Regions from separate parts of the Homo sapiens genome. Here region 2 is linked to region 1. A link is an interaction called in ENCODE POLR2A ChIA-PET data of the cell type or tissue named here. Cell type or tissue: Panc1. All regions are shown on one strand. Each heading gives the region's core, and the rest is flanking DNA. Links, peaks and the distances in the headings are about the cores only.

What was found. Peaks named below come from ENCODE experiments on the same cell type or tissue, not always from the same donor. Only the 100,000 strongest peaks of a DNase experiment are listed, where the experiment ranks them.
Region 2: POLR2A ChIA-PET joins it to region 1 with 13 read pairs; 2 of 35 experiments call an interaction of 5 or more read pairs at or near these places.

The regions. Positions count from the first base shown.
Region 1 is chr15:67,307,884-67,318,430 of GRCh38, reverse strand. The region is part of intron 4 of IQCH (IQ motif containing H); the gene reads right to left. Among named protein-coding and RNA genes, the nearest start is that of IQCH, 58 kb to the right of the region's middle. In Panc1, for the core only: no CTCF peak of the experiment used is centred there; no DNase peak of the experiment used is centred there.
Region 2 is chr15:67,160,097-67,169,705 of GRCh38, reverse strand. It overlaps SMAD3 (SMAD family member 3), which reads right to left. Exons shown (of 9, transcript NM_005902.4): 2 at 4,618-4,811; 3 at 4,322-4,453; 4 at 2,853-2,927. Among named protein-coding and RNA genes, the nearest start is that of SMAD3-AS1, 18 kb to the right of the region's middle. RefSeq lists enhancers at 842-1,511, 1,512-2,183, 2,184-2,853. In Panc1, for the core only: no CTCF peak of the experiment used is centred there; no DNase peak of the experiment used is centred there; H3K27ac peaks cover 8,000 bases.

The sequences.
Region 1 (10,547 bases), core at 2,548-10,547:
CTCAGGAATATGATATGTCTTTCCATTTATTCAAGTGTTCTCTGATGTTGTTCATTAAAGTTTTGGAGTTTTCTTCACATAGGTCCCCCATTTTTTATGTGAAGATTATTACTAGGTACATGTGTTCCTCATTAGAGAGGGGACTGTGGAGAGGGAGAAGAGAAAGAAAGAGAAAGAGAGAAACAAAAAGGAGGGAAGGGAGAAGGAAGGAAAGGAAGGCAAGAAGGACGAAGGGAGAAAGATCATACATCCAAACATGGAAAACAAATCCATTTAAAAGTTCATAATAATTATCTCTAGGTGGAGGGACTGAGGTTACATAATTTTTTATCTTTCAACCCTTGTATTTTCCAAGTTTTCTTCAATGAGAATGTGAAAAAAGTGTTACAATCAGAAAATTGGGCATGGGGGTGAACAAAGCTTCATGTTTGCTTCCTAAAGCCAGCTGCTATGTTGACTACCTGGGCCTTGGGTTCACTTCCAAAACATAAGTCCTAGGATTGTGCTACAATCACCTAAGGGAAGCCGTGTGTAGGGCTTGGGGGTGGGAAGAAGGAGATGGAGAGATGAGAGAAATATGGCTCAAAACCATGCCCATGAAACTAGACAGACCCTCCCTGCCCTGTCACTTCTCTACAGAATCCTTCCTCTTCATTCAATTACATTTTATTGAATTAAATTAATCATTTATTGAGTACCTTCTATGCATAATGCATTTTGTAAGGTACCCTAGAAGATATTTAAGTGAAAAAAATATGGCTCTTGCCTTCCAGGAGATCTAACAAGAGGAAAAGATACGAAGTCCCTTTTCAATTCAAGGTATACCATATGAATGCTTTAAAAGCATGCTATGATGGCCTAGGCAAGAGAAAATTAATTCTACCTTAAAAGAGCTGGATAGACATTATCATGGACAAAAAGAGGGCTGGCCAGGTGTGATGGTCACACTTGTAATACCAGCACTTTGGGAGGCTGAGGCAGGCAGATCATTTGAGGTCAGGAGTTCGAGACCAGCCTGGCCAACATGGTGAAACCCTATCTCTACTTAAAAAATACAGAAATTAGCTGGGCATGGTGGTGTGCACCTGTAATCCCAGCTACCCGGGAGGCTGAGGCAGGAGAATCACTTGAACCTAGGAGGTGGAGGTTGCAGCAAGCTGAGATCACGCCAGCCTGGGCTACAGAGTGAGACTCCATCTCAAAAAAATAAAAATAAAAAAGAAAAAGAAAAACTTAACATAGTTCTCACTCAATTATACAGGTCTTTAACAAGGTATTATTCAAAGTCACACACAAATAAATGCAAATTTATATGGCATTCTGACAAGGTTGGACATTACATCTGAAGTTAGAGATATGAACGTAGTTGGGGAAGTTTTCATCTTAAAAGTACTAGCTCATCTTCTTGTTCTAGTCCTTGAGTTAACACAGCCTTTTATTAAATACTCTGATCTTTTACTTCTGCCTCAGATTGGGGCAGAGAAATTTCCTCATTGAATTCCTTGGTCATTAAGAAAGCAATCTTTGACTGGGCCCAGATCTGTCCCTCAAATGCAGGTCAAAATCACCACCCTCAAAGCTACCTGGAAGGTAGTATAGAAAAGGATAAAGAATGCTACGTTGAAAGTCCGACTGGTTGAGTTTGAATTATGATCCTTTGACTTTTAGCTTGTATGACTTTGGGTGAATTTTATTTAACTGCTTTTTTGCCTCAGTTTCCCCAAATGTAAAATGAAAGTAGGAATAGTACTTACCTCTTAGGGTTACTGTGAAGATTACATGAGATGATCCATGTAAAGTGTACTTAACACCATGCCCAACTCAGAGAAGCCCTCAGAAATGTTAGCTATTGCTTTATAGCTAAATTTTAATTTATATTCCCTTCTATTAAAGTCCAGTATCTACACTTTAAACTATGGATAAATGGAATACTAAACCCAAGATGGTAGAAAGTTGGTGATAGGTACTTTCCCTGGGATGTAAATGTTTAGATTAAATGCTAATTCCATAAATTAGATGACATAATTCCACAAGTAAAATGGTTACAGTTTGAAAATCCTTATCTTAAAAAGTAAAACCTCCTGCCCAAAATTATGGTTATGTTAAACTAACCCAGTATTAGATATGGAGTAAACTTTTAAATGAGTGGAGAAGACAATGCTACTGCTCTCTTGGGTCACTGTTTTCACTATACAACTCCTCCTGATAATCTTCTATAAGGGTCAGCCCCATCTTAAGTGAGAAATGGAAAAGGGCATTTTGGAACTCAGAAAATTGAGTTTTCTTAGGAACAATCTTAAAGTGGTTAGGTCCCCAGGCAAGCTCATATAACGTATTAGTACATCTGAGCCCAACCATTAGACGTATCTGGGCCTCTCACCAGCTACACAAGGAGAAAGGAGAATTATTTTTCTCTAAAAGTAACTCCTGGTGGCTTTGGGAAGATGAGGAGATAAGGAATCTCCTTATTTTTCTCTTTCTCCTCCTGATACATTCTGTTTGTTCCAGGCAGGGTTTCTCTCATCCTCTGGATAGTATAATTACTCAGATAGGACGTATAAACTAGTGACAAGGAGATGTGCCACCCCTTACCCCAAATGGGAGTGTTAAACTAGAAAAACAGATACATGATCAATGTGGACAGATCCATGCAGAAGCTGACTTAAAAGATTCAAAAAGGGAATGTAGTCTAATTGGTGTTATCAAAGACATAAGACATCAGCTGAAGGCGAGTGGTATTTCATAGCAGGAAAGTAGTAAAAAGGAAGGCAATGATTAAGAACACAGGCTCTAATATCAGATAGAGCCTGATTCTGAGTTCTATCACTTACTAATTGAATGACTGGAGAAAGTAACTTAATTTCTCTATACTGAAGTTTCGTTACCAGTAAGATGGAGATAATATCACTCATTCCACGGGGATTAATGTGATATAACATAATGCACATAGTCAACCCCAAGCAGATAGTAGCTATTAATATTTATTATAAAAAGTTGAATTGGAGAGTCAGAATTTCTCAGTATCCATAAAACACTCACTTTACAGGGATGTATTCATATCCTTTTGGCAAATGTAGCTTCACATATGGGTGCATCAGACTATAAAAGTGTGATTCTGCTGCTCACCAAGAAGACTGTCCAACTAATTACCTTAGTCGGTTTCCCTGTTCACTAAGCAGCCTTCTAACTGGATTCTGTGTAGCTTTCTAATAAGGAGAAAATATGCTCATCAGATCAGGCTGATTTGAACATTCAGGTCTGTTTGACCATGATAGCTCTCCTCAGAATACATAAAGTGGCATTTCAGTTTGTACATCAGTCTCTTATGAGTTCAGCTGTACCCAAGAGATTGACTGACTCTAACAAAATCAAATCTCTAATCCTATAAAGTCAAGGGTTAGATCTTGGGCTTCACTAAGGTATTAGCAGACTAATGGGCTCTAAGTTGCCAGCCAGCTGCCTATAAGACATCAATATTATCATACCTAAAACCATACCTCTTCCTGTTTCTGAACCAGAGGATTTAAATTGTTGACTTGCAAGACAGGAATAGCCTAAAGAATATTTTCTTCGAACTACACAGGGTTTAAGAAAATTATCTGATCACACATTTAAAAATTAGATTTCACAAAAAATATAAGCATGACTTTCCAGCTTCTTTTGGAAACCCAGCCACAAAAGGCTAGAGCTAAGGTGGCTACCTCCTGGAGGGAAGGCCTGTGTCCTCAGTTCAGCACTCCAGTAATGTGGACCTAGCCTTTACACTCAGTCATTTCAGTAACTTATTATCTGCCTGACCCAATACAACTATGTTGTGACTCCTATTTTAAATAAGAACAATTTGGACATTTTCTAAGGGTTTTTACTGCTTATATAAAAGAAAAAAATGTCAGGAAGTAAAAAGCCTGTTCCATGAACACCACTTTTCCTTTTTTTTTTTTTTTTTCATTTAGCACAAAGAGATGATAAGTTTGGAAACACACCCATCTTTCAGAAAACATTTGGATTAAGATAGTCTCTTGGGCATTTCTGTGCATTATTAGATTGGGAAGACAAGGGAGTTGGGGAGAGGGTGAGAGTGGGAGAGGAGGCTCATACTGTCCAGTGCTGAGGCTGGGAAGTGGCAATAGGAGAGTTGGGTGGGGGATGGGGGTCAGAAAGTGTGAGGAATCAACCATTCCTACTCTCTATCCTTTTCTCTTGCCACCACTTCTCTTGCCCAACAAGTCCTGCTTTTATCTAATGTTGGAGAGAGGGGTGAGAAGTAGGGATCAGGGATGAGGTTACAGGCAGAATTGTAAGTAGTAGTGGGGCATACAGCATTAGGACAGAAAGTAAGAGCGACTGAGAGGAAATCCCAGCCATCCAGTTAGATTGGCCAGTTCTGAGTGGCCATTTATATGAAAGGGACAGAGAGTTGTATGTAAATGGTCAGGGGAAGGTGCTGCCTGCAGAACTCTACTTAGGCAGTTTTATGATCATCTAACAAGTTCAGGAGATAATGTTATTCAAAAAAGTACTATTGCTTTATAGCCAAAGGGAGAGGAAATAAAGTTTAATAACTAATGAGGACATCAAGGGATAGAGATCATTCTAAAGAATTCTAAAGTTGCCCTTCAGTTAAAGCAGCTGGAGAAGTGATCTAATTTCAGAAGCTGTCTGCATTAAGCCCTGCCTTCTATGATCCTGACTGAAAATCACACAGTTGGATTTCAGTGGCCCATTCAAGGCCATCCATCAACTGGCCTCCACAGCCAACCACATCTTTTGGTTTCTACAACTTGATTAGGCAAAGCTCTAAGCCATCCTCTGTTACTCTCACTATTCTCTACCTCTGCCTTTGCTTGTATTGCTTCTGGTACTTAAAATGCACAACACCTCTCCTTTAGTCTTGCCCATCAGTTCCTCTAAGGCCTATCTTAAGGCTTGCCTCCATCCATCAATTACATTGATCCTTGAGAGACTAGTGGTTCCACAAGGAACCAAATGAGCATTAATCTGGGAGTCACATAACCAGGACTGTGGCCCTGACGATGATTCTGAAGTAGCCAATTTATCTTTTCAGTATGTAGATAAAGAATTTGTCTTTAGAGACTAAGTGGTATACCTATGTTAACTTGGTTTACAGCACCAGAATTGAGAGCAGGATTGAAAACCCAAGTCCTCTGATTCTCCATCTACGGCTCTTTCTACTAAAGCATGCATGGCTGTTTTCAGACCTCTTAGTTGCCAACCATAAACTGATTTATTTTTCAGGCTATTGTGAAGATTATATAATCTTTTAATATAAATAATCAATTATATAAATCTGGTATTTTCAGGTCATATTGCCCAAACTTTATGGCCTAATGAGAGGAATCTCCTCTAAGTAAGTATCTTCTGGGTTTACTTTACACATTCTGTAGTATAATTCAGAGGCAATGCTTTTAAAGAAAATGTAGGGCGAATCACTCTAGTCTATGGGTACTTACTTCTATTCTACCAAGGAGGTTTTAAAAGTCTAGGAATGTATACTTGAATTCAAGTACAGTTTAAGGTACAATGGGTTAGAATACTGGAGAACACAGCAATAGTATTTATTCATCTCAAGAACCTCTCAGTAGATAATTAACCTGGACCATGATAAAAACAATCCTATTAGTCCCATTTCTCTTGTGGCTAATGCTATCACACTACTTGCTGAAGTATTTTTCCTTTGCTTCATTTTAAACAGAACACTTACTATATTATTGCAAGCATTACCACTTTCGTAGCTGCTCTATTTTCCTCCTTGCAACAGAAAAGCAACAGTAATTAGGCAAAAGCATAAATTTTATATTTTAACTCAAGAAGATGTAATTCTTATAAAAATCTGGGCTGGTAGTCTAGACGTATCCACTTTTCCATAGATTTTTGGCACCATCAACTAAGAGAAGTGGATATTTCACCCATAAAGAATACAGGGTTTTTAGGATATTTCTCTGTTCTGATGCATACTTTGTCCCACACTGGATTTTTGCGTGAAAGAAAAGATCTATCACGGCTCTAACTTTTGGGACGTCGTGAACCCCTTTGGCAATCTGGTGAAGCCTACAGACCCCTTCTCAGAATAATGTTTTATAAATGGATTAAATAAAATACATGGGAACCTATTATACTGAAATACAGTTCTACCCATAGACCCCTGTACCCTAAACCTATCATAGGTGTGACACAGTTCCCTCTGTCTATTGAAATACAGTTCTACCCATGGACCCCTGTACCCTAAACCTACCATAGATGTGACACAGGTCTCTGTGCCTACCTAAATTTGGCTTTTCAAAGTGGAATTAATTTTGAGGTTAGAAACACTATCTCTCAGTATGTAATCAAACAAATACTCAAGTTCAAGGCCCAAGTCATAAAGTGAAAAGGCACAAAGTAAAAGTATATCATAGGGGAGCAGGCCTAGTCCTGTTAGCAGGTGGCTGCTGACCTGGAATGATTTCAGAGCAGTGCAAAGGCTCTCTTCCTGGATTCCCCCAAATCCCTCTTCTCTCTGTCCACTCATGCTTGAAATCCCTTAATAGAGCCTAACTCCTTTGTTTTAATTAAGTAGCGGATTTGCTCTTGTTAAAAAATAAATACCCATGGGAGAGGTAATACTTGATGCCAAAGATTTGCAAATTTATTTTCAGCAGTAGAACAAGTTTTTCAAATGCAACCTTAAATAGATGCTGATAAATAAGTAAATGCAAATTTTATAAGAATTTAGTATAATTGTGTATGTCAAAACATATATAAGTAACAATTGCATATAGTATTATGTACCTATATGTATATAATTGTTACTTAAATATAGTATGTGCTTACATTATATATTATATAAATATTTATATTATATATTTACTATATATGTATTTATATTATATATTTCTGGTTATAGCAATATAAACCAACACTGGAAACAATAAGGCTGTTTTGATGAAGACAAATTATGAAATCAAGAGTTATAAATAACTGCAGTCTTACATCTATCACAGAATACAATTTGTTTATATATTTTATTTTGCCTGCACAAGATGTAGAAAATCCAGATGTTAACAAATAAGTAATTTCAAATAGCTAACAATTTGTTATGGTAGTTATAATCTCAGAATTTAGTTCAATTAAAATGATCCAGAAACTTTAAAATAGTAGAAATTTTTTGTTTCAAAATAGAATGACTAACAATATCTACCAACTGCTTACATTCCTTAATAATTAAGGATTAGTTGGTAAGTAGTCAATTGGGGGATATTTGACAAATAGATTTCATAATTAATTTGAATCCTGACTCCCCTTGCTTACCACACAACCTCAGGCAAGTAGCTTAATCTTAGTCTCAGTTTCCTTATCTATAAAATGATTATAAAAATGGCACCTACTTAGAGGTGTAAGGGTTAAATAAGATAGTGTACATAAAACACTGTGTCTGGCAAACTTAATAAATGCTACTACAATTGAAGAGCTAAATTACCAAAAATATTTTTCAAATGTGTCATGTAACATTTTAGGATGTTCTATCACATCCCATTTAAATTTCTTTTCAGATATCTCGCCACCCTTCTCTTTCAGACAGTCACTGAGTTTCAAAAAAATCTAATTTTGTTTTGCATGTTGAGTCCAAATTTTGACATTATGCTTCATTGTTGACTTTTATCTGCAGTTGTAAACAGAATAACATTGCAACCTTGCACTGTCAAAGATTGTATAGCTCATTTCAAATCATGTAAGAACCAACCCAAACTTAAATCAAGCAGTGAAACAATCTGTGATGCTACACTATCATGATATGGCTATATTATTGTAATTGTATACTTGACTATTATGCTGTGCCAAAAGTATGCACCAGAGAACTTTCCTGGCTTTTAATTGATAGTAGCACACATGTGTTCTAATACTAATACCAATTAATGTTTCTTGAATGATTACGAGGAGTCAGGCACTGCTTTATGACCTTCACACATATTAGCTTATTTAATCTTTGCTTATTTATTTGTATGATTATTACAGGAGTGTATATGAGCAGATCTGAATTTCAAAATATGACTAGTACAAAGCTACACCCTATCTAATAAAAAACACCTTTATGGGAAATTCAAATGTACACACACACACTCAGAGTAAGCCTGAAAGCACAAATTAACCCACTGACGATCAAATGATCAAATGCATTAAAATTTGGCATCAATTGAAATATGTAGGTATTCTTCTTTATTATACTTAAAATGCTTAAATATTTATCATTAAAAATCAAATGCAAATTAAATGCTTAGAACCCCTCTGAAACTCACTGGAGTTCTCCAATTTGAAAATGAACATTAAATCCTATTACTCACTTACACTAGGATGTAAAAGGAGCCAAATCAGATTCTTTTCTAAAAGCATAAGTGTGAAGAAGGAAATGAGAGATTTTTAACACTAATTCATTTTTCAGGAAGGTAAGAACCTTATTAGGTACCCATTATGTGCCAGCAATGTTAATATATTATCTGTATTCTCCATAGCACCCTTATCTAGTAGGCATCATTATCTTGACTTGACAAAAGAGGGAACACCGGATCTGAAATGTAATTTGCTTACCTAGGGTTCAGTAACTGCAAAATAGCAGATAGGACCCAAACTTTGATCTACTCAGCTCCAAGCCCCTCCCAGCACACCAGATTGCCTCTCCATCTTGCTTCCCCCATTCATAAAACAGAAAAATGAGAATGAGTGAGACAGAGTAACCTGCTCTTGGAAACACTAGTTAGTTAGTGGCAAGGCTGCAACAGGAATCCAGTAGTACCAGCATTTCACTAGGTAAATCCTATCAGATGGCCCATGGAGAGGGTATCCTGTGCAACTAGGCCTACTAGGAGCCAGCAAAATCATTACTTCACTTCAAAACTCAACATCAGTCTATATAGCTTCAGAGCAGAGACTAGACAGAGGAGGGGACAAATCAGTCCTGTCCTTAATACCTAATATGTGTAAAACACTGCTTGGTGCAGGGGAGGATTTGAAAAACAGACAAACAGAACAGACAACAAGGTCCCTGTCCTCATATCTGTGTGGGAAAGAAAGCATAATCATGTAAAATATTAAATAGCATCCCTGGAGGAGACCTCAGCAATATTCTGGTTCCCTCCCTGGACCCCTACAATAATATGTTTTAAATGACAGTATAAAACAATGGCACAATACAATATATGAGACTTGCCAATAGTAATAACTAATATTTTTCAGAACACTTCTTTGTACCAGGACCTTTGTTAAGTGCTTTGAATTATCTCATTAAAAACTCAATACAATCCTATGAGATAGATACTTTTATTGTGGACATTTTACATGAGGAAAGGGAGACTGTTTCTGGGAGATCCCGGTCTAGTAAGGATTCACACCAGGCAGTCTGACCCAGAATCACTATTCTAAGAGCTAAAAAGTGGTTTCAGTTCAGCATAGGGTTGGTTTGGGAATGCATACAGGATCATGGCAGAGAAGCTCAAGAAACATACCACTATAAATAAATTAAAAGAACTCACTACAGCTAGATTTTTTTTTATGAATGTTATCTGACAAGGCTATAGCCTCTCATTGCCTCTCCCTGCTCCCAGAGCAATGGGCTTTAGTGAGACAGCCATCCACCAGCCAACATTCCATCACTTTCCTCAGCTTTCCCATTATTCCAAACCAATGCAGAATTGACATTCTGAATAGCAACAACATACAAAGGCAATACACTACCACCTCCACCACCACCACCACCACCTTCACTGCCATATTAGTGGAATATATTTTATAGGCTGTGAATCAGGAAGGACATGAAAAGTCACTCCTTTGTCAAAAACTCTTTCTAAGCAACCTGAAGAGAAAGCTCACTTTAAATGATAGGAGTGGGATGTTGTGCATGCCACCACAGTCCTTGGGTGATGACTTTGTGTCATAAATAGGATATGGCATTTCAGAATGTCTTTAAAGCTATTTCCTTTTGTTCAACTAATTTAATTTACCAAATGCTCCTGGGAAAAGGGAGGGGGACCAAGATGCTGACTCCACATTTCCTGAAAAATCAACATTTTCTTTTTAAACTGCTCTCAAAGAAATTGCATCTGATTGTTGTCTGCTGGCTCCCTCAAACTCTACCTCTGTCAAAATTCTGCCCCAGCAGGTGTGAGAAAGAATAGATGCAGAACTTGAGTGAATACCCACATCTGTTTTTGGAAAAAGAGAACAGAAGCAGCACAGAAGGAAGTAAAAGAGATAATTGCTGGCTTGAACTACAATACATTTTACTTGTGGGCAGAGGGCCAGCTTACAGCAGGCGGAATATGCAGGCCCATCTTATTGGAATTCAAGGGTGGGCCTCCATTCTTGTCCGGAGACAGCTGTAAACCAGCAGCCCATAGCATCACAATCAGGCACTGAGTTTTGTCAAGGAATGCTGATACGTACAGAAGCAGCTTTGTCTGCCTCAACTGCACCCCTACCTGGTGAAATGACAGTCAATCTCTGATTCCAGATGACAAGAACTGGATAAAAACTTAAAACAAATGGCGACCTTTCAA
Region 2 (9,609 bases), core at 1,610-9,609, 150 kb after region 1:
GGATCACTTGAGCCCAGGAGTTTGAGACCAGCCTGGGTGATATAGGGAGACCCTGTCTCTACAGAAAAAAAAAAAAAAAAAAATAAGCCGTAAGTGGTGAAGGCTGAGGCTGGACAATTACTTGAGCCTAGGAGATGGAGGCTGCAGCGAGCTGTGTTTGCACCACTGCACACCAGCCTGGGCAGCAGTGAGACTGTTTCAAAAAATAAAAATAAAAAAGGAGACTATTTGTTAACCACCCTATGGGGTCTAATTCCACCCCATGAAATCTATCAGTCCTGAGACTGGGTCCAGCATCTGGCCTCAAGTGAATGCTGCCTTGCGCTGTTTGTGGGAATCTCTTCTTTTGCCCCAACTCAGCTGTAACCTCCTTGAGGGCAAGGGAAGAACCACGGATTTCTCCTTCTCCCCTGTAACCCCAAATGCAAAGGGGGATGTGGAATATTCACCGAGAGAACTAAGTTACAGAATCAGTCACAGGGTCTAGACAACCCCACGAATCAGCTACGTGAGTTTGGCTAAGCCGTTTAACTTCTATGAGCCTTAATTTTTTCCTCAGGTATAAAATGAGGATAATATCATCTACTGTGTGACATGTAAAAATTAAGTAAGACTGTGCATATAAAAATGCTTACACCATGACCGCTACATGGTAGGCACTGGATAAATGCTTGTCCCCTGTTTTGTGCTGGCCTGAACCACAAAGACCTAGGAAGTCCAAGGGGCCTTCTCACAAGTCTAAAAGGGCGCATATGTAGGTGAAGGGACATGGGGAACAACGTGACCCTCTGGCCCGAGACACTACCACACCCTGGGGGGCAGGGAAGCCAAGCCCGTGAGCAACTGGACTATCCAAGCAGGCAACTCTGAAGAACAGAGACTAAAACAGGAGAGCCCCCACCCACACACTGGCTGGGGTCCGCAAGTCTGGTCTGTCTCTACTGTAGATAAATCACTCATGTTCACAACAGGACCCTGCAGGCACACTTAATGAGAAGAAAGGAAGAAGGGAGAGGGGACAGAGTAAAGGGAGGCACAAGGAGGAAGAGGAGGGAGAAGAAACAAGAGCTGACAGGGTGAAATCTGGGCTGCTCTTTCCAATCTCCAGCCCCTCTGGTCCATGTTTGTTTGTAACAATAATCATTGTGCAAATATGGAGAGCAGCAGAAAGGGAAGAGGGAGCGCAGAGTGGGAAGAAACACAGCAGCTGGAGACATGCTGCTCCGCTGGCCTGCTTCCCACGCCTGCACTGAATAGCTGCAAGCTTGCAGCGGTCACTTGGCATCGGATACAGGAAGGTCTTCGATGCATTCCAGCTGGTTCGCGCTACTAGTCACTCCGCCGGGTGGGTGTGTTTCACCGGGTGTGCTCAACCCAAAAGTGCCACGATGTCCAGGCTGGATTTCAGCAACTACAATGTACATGCGAGTCTCTTTCGGTCTCTCAGGAATTGCACAACCTCAGCCAGGTGCGGTGTAATCCCAGCACTTTGGGAGGTCGAAGCGGGCAGATCACCTGAGGTCAGGAGTTTGAGACCAGCCTAGCCAACATGGCGAAACCCTGTCTCTACTAAAAATACACAAATGAGCCGGGCGTGGTGCTGCATTGCCTGTAATCCCAGCTACTTGGGAGGCTGAGGCAGGATAATAGCTTGAACCCAGGAGGCAGAGGTTGCAGTAAGCTGAGATCGCGCTACTACACGCCAGCCTGGGCAACAGAGGGAGACTCTGTCTGGGAAAGGTGGGGGAAGGAATTGCACAATCTCTTCTGGGCTGTGTGCGAGGGCAGGTGGCTCTGCTGTGTCTAGCGGCTCTGTGTGTACGAGGCATGCCCACCACCATCGGAATGGAACATCTGCGTGGTTCCCTCTCCCCTTCTCCTCCTCTCCCAACCACACACAACTCAGTACACATTCTATGTGGCAGCTGGGGTTCAATTCAAGAAGCTGCTGGTCTGGAGCCAATTTGGTCCTATAACAAATGATATGGGAAACATCTGGAGATGTAGCAGGAGAGAAATAAGCCCTGCCCCTCACGGCAGGAGCACACACATCACATGTGGTTGTCACACAAAAATACTGGCTTCAGGGGTCTCCACTGGTCATCAGAAGAGGCATTAGTTCCATTCAGCCTCTCCTTGCCTCCCATGTGACTGCTTGAGGTGATCAAGGCCACTCTCTACCCTGCTGCTGGTGACATCTCACTAAGGCACAGGCCCTGCTTACAGCCTGCAGCGGTTCCCATCAGCCCTGACTAAATGCCAAGTGGTCTGGCTAGCTTGAAGGTCCACCACACTGGGACCCCTGTGTGGCAGGCCCTCCCATCTTCTCCCCACTGGAGAGAGTGTATCCTCCAGCCACGCTGAGCTCCCTGGGCTAGACACTCTCTGGACTCCAGACACACTGAGCTCTTACTGTCCCCAGAATGCACCAGGCTGTCCTGCCCAACCCCCATGACTCTGCCTGGCACACCCCTTGCCCACTCTAACAGCTTGGCTAACACTTACACATCACCAAGACTCAACCTGGGGAAAAACCTGGACTGCAAGGTGCTGCTCCTCCCCAGACCGGGTGAAGTGGCCCTGCTGTGTGCCTGGTGCCATGCGGCATCTTCCATCAGGGCATACACGAGATGGCCCAGTGACTACTGACTGTCCTGTCAATCTCCCCCATCATCTGTGAGCAGCTCGGACCCTCTTCTATGCCCTGCCCCTTGCACATCGCGGTTGCTCTACAAATACTGGAGAGAGAGATAGAAGGGAGGGAGGGAGAGGGCGAAGAGGAAGGGATGGAAGGGATGAACCCACCAGCTGCTAATCAGTTAAGAATAAGAGCATGACCCTGCATGACTGACCTGCGTCCATGCTGTGGTTCATCTGGTGGTCACTGGTTTCTCCATCTTCACTCAGGTAGCCAGGGGGTGGGGTCTCTGGGAATCAGAAGGAAGGTGGTCTGTTAAAAGGCCTTCACAGCTTGGCTCTGAGACACCTTTTGCAAAGACATCACACATGCACACCATGATGCTAGCATCCGTGGCTGTAGGAGCTCCAGGTCTTGGAGTAGAGGTTCCAGCTCTTGGTTCTGTTGTCCTCGCCCCTGTCCACCTCTGACTCCCGCTTGGATCATAACTGCCTTTGCTCACGCAGGACCGGATCAACTCCCAAGTCTGAAATGTGTACTCCTAGAGCCTCTGCCAGGCTAACTTATCCTGGTCCTTCAAGGTGAGGGTTAAGCCCCACCCCCTCCAGGGAGGCGTCCAGACTTGCCTCCGCCTCACCCCTTTCTGTCCTCTGAAGATCTGCAGGCTCAGACCCACCCTTTGGTCCCTACTATCTTCTTCTGTGCAGACCAGGTGTTATTATTTGTTGTCTCTAAGGGACGTGTCCTCACTCAGCAGTTAGGTTGCAAGTTCAATGACGGCAAAGACAGTGTGATCTATTTCTCTGAAACCTCCCCCAGACCCTGACTGAAGCCCTCCAAGATTTGCTCTTTGAACAGGGAGTAGTTGACTTACCCGCGGGACGCCAGGGCTACCCGCAAAGGATCTGAGAAGGTTGGACAGTGGGTCTCCTCCTTAACACTCTGACCCAAGCACACAGGCCTGTAGCCAATCTCAGCCCAGTAAACTAACCCAGGATGAACGTCACGTCCAAATTAGAATGCTCTAAGAGGAACGCAGCAGGATTACTGCCCCAGCAAGCAAAAGTGACTAGCCCAAGTGCTGCCAAGCACAGCTTTCCTGGAGTCTGAAAGTGCTGGTGATTCACACGTTATTTGCATGTAAATGAGGGGCTTCTAAAAACATTTGCAGTCTTTGACGGCAAAGCCCATTTCTCCCTGCAGAGTGAAAACTCAAAGTCACTTCAATTCCCACCCAGGTTGGAGCCCCTCACCGAGGCCTGATGCCCAGGCGAATTTACAGAGCCAGCTCTCCGCACTTGCTGCCTGGCCCTCAGCTCACTCCCCGCCTCTGCAGACCCCCAGTCTATTGGGACTGAACACCAGTCCGGGCCTCAAGGGCGGTGAGAGAAACAGTGTTGCTATTTCCGCTTCCAAAATAAATGACTGCACCAAGGCCGGGCGGAAGGGTCACGCTGCTCCTCTATGCCAAGAAAAGCATCACTAGTGAGGGGGGAGCTGAGGTCATGGGTCCTCTCCCAACAGGGATGCGGTTCTGAGTCAGGGGCCCTCAGGCCAGAGCTGTGCGCAAAGAGGGGGTGAGCGGGGGACGGCCAGGGGGCAGAGATTGGGGCCACAGGACTGATGTCGGGGCTGACCGCTGCCCCTGCCTCCCAGGCCAGCCTGTGCCGCCCACGTGCCTACCTGGAATATTGCTCTGGGGCTCGATGCCTGCGGGGAAGTTAGTGTTTTCGGGGATGGAATGGCTGTAGTCGTCCAGTGGGGGGAACTCGGCCGGGATCTCTGTGTGGCGTGGCACCAACACAGGAGGTAGAACTGTCCGGGGGAGACAGAGCAGAGGTGGCTCAGTGTCGATGCCAGACCAGCACCAAAGTCCCCGCACCCCCAAGTGCACCGCAGACCCTCGGGGGGATGGGGAGCCGGGGAGAGGTGATGACCCCTGGCACCTGCTGTCCCCACAGGCAGGCCAGGCAGCATACCTGGTGTCTCTACTCTCTGGTAGTGGTAGGGATTCACGCAGACCTCGTCCTTCTTCATATTGAAGGCGAACTCACACAGCTCCATGGCCCGTAGCTCGTGGTGGCTGTGCAGGTCTGGCCATCGCCACAGGCGGCAGTAGATGACATGAGGGAGCCCCTTCCGATGGGACACCTGCAACCGGCCATCCAGGGACCTGCCAGGACGGGGAGGGGCAGAAAGAGAGGGAAATGTGGATTGTGCTTGCTTTCTGCAGAGTCCGGCCTCCTACTTTCAGACACTTGGAAAGCTCTCTCTCCCCTCATTTCTCCCAGATCCAGAGGTCCAGGAGATCAGAGCACTGCTAGCTGAGAGTGCTGGGAGGGATCTCAGGAGAAGACAACAAAGGCCCCGTGAGGACTCCCAGCTGGCAGAGCGGGCCTCACCCACCAGTCCCCGGTGGGTTCCCCAACTTTGTACTGCTCTTCAGGGAGTGGCATTCCATGGGAAGGGCCCGCACTTCAGTCACTTCAGTTGTGCTTGGAAAAGGTCCAGGAGCCACTCATCGGCTTCCTACTCAGCCCAGAGGTGTGGAGAGGGGACAGGGCTGGGGAAGACAATGAGAGTTCTTTAGGCACAGATATGAGGACTACAGTGATCCAAAGAAGAGTGACAAAGTACAAAGGCTGTCTCCCCTCATTCACTCAGGTCTTCCCTTGCACATTAGAAAGTCAGGGGAAAAAAAGAAAACTTGCCTTTCCTCCTCTTTTTTTTTTTTTTTTTTTTTTTTTTTTTCTGAGACGGAGTCTCGCTCTGTTGCCCAGGCTGGAGTGTAGTGGCGCCATCTCGGCTCACTGCAAGCTCTGCCTCCCGGGTTCATGCCATTCTCCCGCCTCAGCCTCCTGAGTAGCTGGGACCACAGGCACCCGCCACTACGCCCAGCTAATTTTGTTTTTGTATTTTTAGTAGAGACGTGGTTTCACTGTGTGAGCCAGGATGGTCTCGATCTCCTAACCTCGTGATCTGCCCGCCTCAGCCTCCCAAAGTGCTGGGATTTCAGGCGTGAACCACCGTGCCTGGCCCCTCCTTTCTTTTTTAGTTATTTGTGGTGAGCAGGGAGTGAAAGACGGAAATTAAAGGGATTTTTTTTTTTTTTTTTTTTTTTTTACTTTTGATACAGGGTGTTGCTCTGTCACTCAGGCTGGAGTGCAGTGGCATGATCTCGGCTCACTGCAACCTCCGCCTCCCAGGCTCAAGTGATCCTCCCAGCTCAGCTTCCCAAGTAGCTGGGACTGCAGGGGCACACTACTGTGCCTACTTACAATTGGCCAGTGCCATGACCCTGTGTGAACCATGTCTTCTATGGTGATTTGGCCAAGCAGCTATGACCCGGTGCCCTTACCTCTCAAGCCAGGCCAAAGTGTGGTCCCTGACCAGCAGCAGAGGTTCAGGGAAGTTTGTTAAAAATGTACATTCTCAGCGCCTACCCCAACCTACTAAATCAGAATCTTTCCCTTTGTGAAATCCCCAGGTGATCTGGATGATGAGAGTCTGGGTGGCTTACAGGAAAGGACTGGGGAGCTTGGGGCGGCAAAAGCATTGTCAGCTACAGGCAAGGCTGGGAGGCAGAAGGCTTCTGGAGGGACGTAAAACTTCAGATAGTGTCTGGTATTAGACAGGTGAGGAGGTGCCACTAAAATGGAGTCCCTTATTTAACACATATTTAATGAGCACCTATTATGTGTGACACTAAGGATACAGTGGTAAGGAAAGAGACTTCACTATGAGAAAAGGCCAGCAAAGTGGTCCCTGTCTGCAGGGACCCTCCATTCCACTGGGCAAGACCGGCATTAATCAAATAATCACCAAAACCACTTTGGGAGGCCGAGGCGGGTGGATCGCTTGAGGCCAGGAGTTCAAAACCAGCCTGGCCAACATGGTGAAACCCTGTCTCTACTAAAAGTACAAAAATCAGCCAGGCATGGTGGCGGGCGCCTGTAATCCCAGCTACTCAGGAGGCTGAGGCAGGAGAATCACTTGAACCTGGGAGGGGGAGGTTGCAGTGAGCCAAGATTGTGCCACTGCACTCCAGCCTGGGCGACAGAGCAAGACTCCGTTTCAAATCATCATCATCATCATCATCATCATCATCATCATCATCATCACAGAAACCTACAATTACACACAATGAAAGTGTCCTGAACGAAAATAACAAGGAACCCCAAGAGTGTATGACCATGGCACCCCACTTTGCTGAAGGACTGGACAGGGCATCTCAGAGGAGGTGATGGTTGACCTGAAGGCCTAAAGGGTAAGTAAGAACTAACCAGGCAAAGGGGTGCGGGAGAAGGGCAGTACAAGCAGAGGGAAAGGCACACACAAAGGCCCTGTGGAAAGTGGAAAACATGGTGAGGTCGGAAGAACAGAATGAAGGCCAGAAGGACTGGAGAGGGGATCATGAGAGAGAGCTGGCTTGAGACGAGGCCGGGGAGGCAGGCAGGGGTACTCTGCAGGGCCCCAAAGGCCATGATAAAGGCTTCTCCTGTTTTCTAAAAGCAGTATGTAGCCTCTGAGATGTGTAAGTGGGCTGTGCATACGTGTGAAAGAGACAGGCCCTGTGGAACTCTGGCTACGTGTGACCAACAGATTGCGGGTAGCAGGGATAGAAGTGGGGAGCAGATGAGATGGATGCTCATGAGTCACAGGTACCCTATTAAGAGGCAGGACTGCTTTTTCTTCAAGGAGGCCCATCCTAGGACCCTGCCAGTCAGTGCCATAATTTTTCTAATAGCTGGCAGGGCTGGCAGTGAGACATTTGCAAGCTTTCCCTCTGTGCCTTCTTATGACCGAGGGCACCCATTTGCCTGAATACAGAGAATTCATGGGCACTCTGTGAAGGAAGGGCTGGCCAGATGCCACCAACAGCACCAACCAAAGAGAGAAACAGAGGGATCCAATCACACTCTCCAAGCCACTGGCCTGGGAAGGGGAAAGGACAGACAAAGGTCATAGCTGGGCTTGGTCACAGGAACTGACCTGGAGCTGCTGACTAAGGGCATCTTGAAGGATGTAATTACCTTCCTCCCTTGGGGCCCCAGAACAAGGAAGCCCTACAGCTGAAAAACAGTAATTACCAGGCAGATCGAGAAGACAGCCTGGGACTCGTCCCTGAGGTATAAAAGGAGGACTGGCGGATGTGGAGCCATAAGACCTGGGGTAAAGGAGGGTTCTACTCTCCTAGCTGGGAGACACTGGGCAGCTCATGAGCTTCCTAGGACACTCAGTTTTCTCATCTATAAAATGGGGTATTCTGCCCCCCGACCTCCTGAAGCTTGGTTTCCATTTGAAAGTGCTTCATAAACACCCACAAATTAGCGTTATTATTCTCTATCACAGCAGATACTCCCCAAACCCAGCCCTGGATAAGTAGGGTGAGCTGGAGGTTGAACAGGAGTAAAAGGGAGAGTGGGAAGTGGTGAGTGGGAATAGAGAATTATTCAGCTGTTCTCCTTCTCCTGCAAAGCCACTGGGTGCCCACAGATTAGGGAAGTGGCCGTATTTGCTCTTCGGTGTTTGACAAAACTCCCAAAAAAGGGCCAGCTGGACATCATAGCCTCCTCTGCAAGAGAAGGCCTTGGAGAAAAGCTCATGCCAGCAGCGGGGGAGAATGGGGCTGTGGAGGTAAGCTCCATCTAGGTGATAGAAGTGGGTGGCCCTCTTGCCTTAGTAGTAATATTAATCATACATGAATCACTTGGATATTAATTAAACTTTTAAAAACAAGGGAGCTACAATAATCAAGGCAGTATGGTAATGGCACAAGGACTGACAAACGGATCAATGGAACCTAACAGAGTCCAGAAATAGTTACATATATATGGACGACTGGCTTCAACAAAGGTCCAAAGACAATTTAGTGGAGCAAGGACAGTCTTCAACAAATGGTGATGTAACAACTGGATATGTAAAAAAGATAATCTTCAAACTACACATTGTAACCCTATACAAAAACAAACTGAAGTGAAACTTAAACTCTAAAATGTCTAGAAGAAAACAGGAGAAAATCTTTGTGACTTTTTGGGATAGACAATGATTTCTCAGATACCACACCAAAAAGCACTTAATAATAATAAAAAAAAAATCAGACCGCATCAAGATTTAAGCCTCTGGTCTTTGAAAGACACTGTTAAAGGAATAAAAAGGCAAGCACTAACTAAGAGAAAATATTTGCAAAGCGTATATTTGATAATAGACCTGTTTCTAGAACTCTGAAAACTCAATATTAACAATTCAATCTTCTTTTTTTTTTTTTTTTTTTTTTTTTTTTTTTTTTTTTTTTTTGAGATGGAGTCTCGCTCTGTCGCCCAGGCTGGAGTGCAGTGGCACAACCTTGGCTTACTGCAAGCTCCACCTCCTGGGGTCACGCCATTCTCCTGCCTCAGCCTCCCGAGCAACTGGGACTACAGGCGCCTGGCACCGCGCCCGGCTAATTTTTCGTATTTTTAGTAGAGACGGGGTTTCATGTGTTAACCAGGATGGTCTCGAACTCCTGACCTCGTGATCCGCCTGCCTCGGCCTCCCAAAGTACTGGGATTACAGGCGTGAGCCACTGCGCCCAGCCAACAATTCAATCTTTTAAAAAAGAGATACATGATTTGAACAGACACTACCCAGAAAGATATGAAGACAACAAGCATATGAAAAGATGCTTGACAATGTTGATCATTAGAGAAGCACAAATTAAAACTACAATGAGATAGGACTACATACTTATTAGAATGGCTACAATTAAAAAGCCTGATCATGCCATGTATTGGCAAGGATGTGGAACAACTGGAACTCCCTTCCACTGCTGGTGCAAATGTAAAATGGTACAACTATTTTGGAAAACAGCTTGGAAGTTCCTTTCTAAAATATTTTATTTTGGGGGATACACAGTAGCTATACATATTTATAGGGTACTTGCGATATTTTGATACAAGCATACAATGTGTAATGATCAAATCTGGGTAATT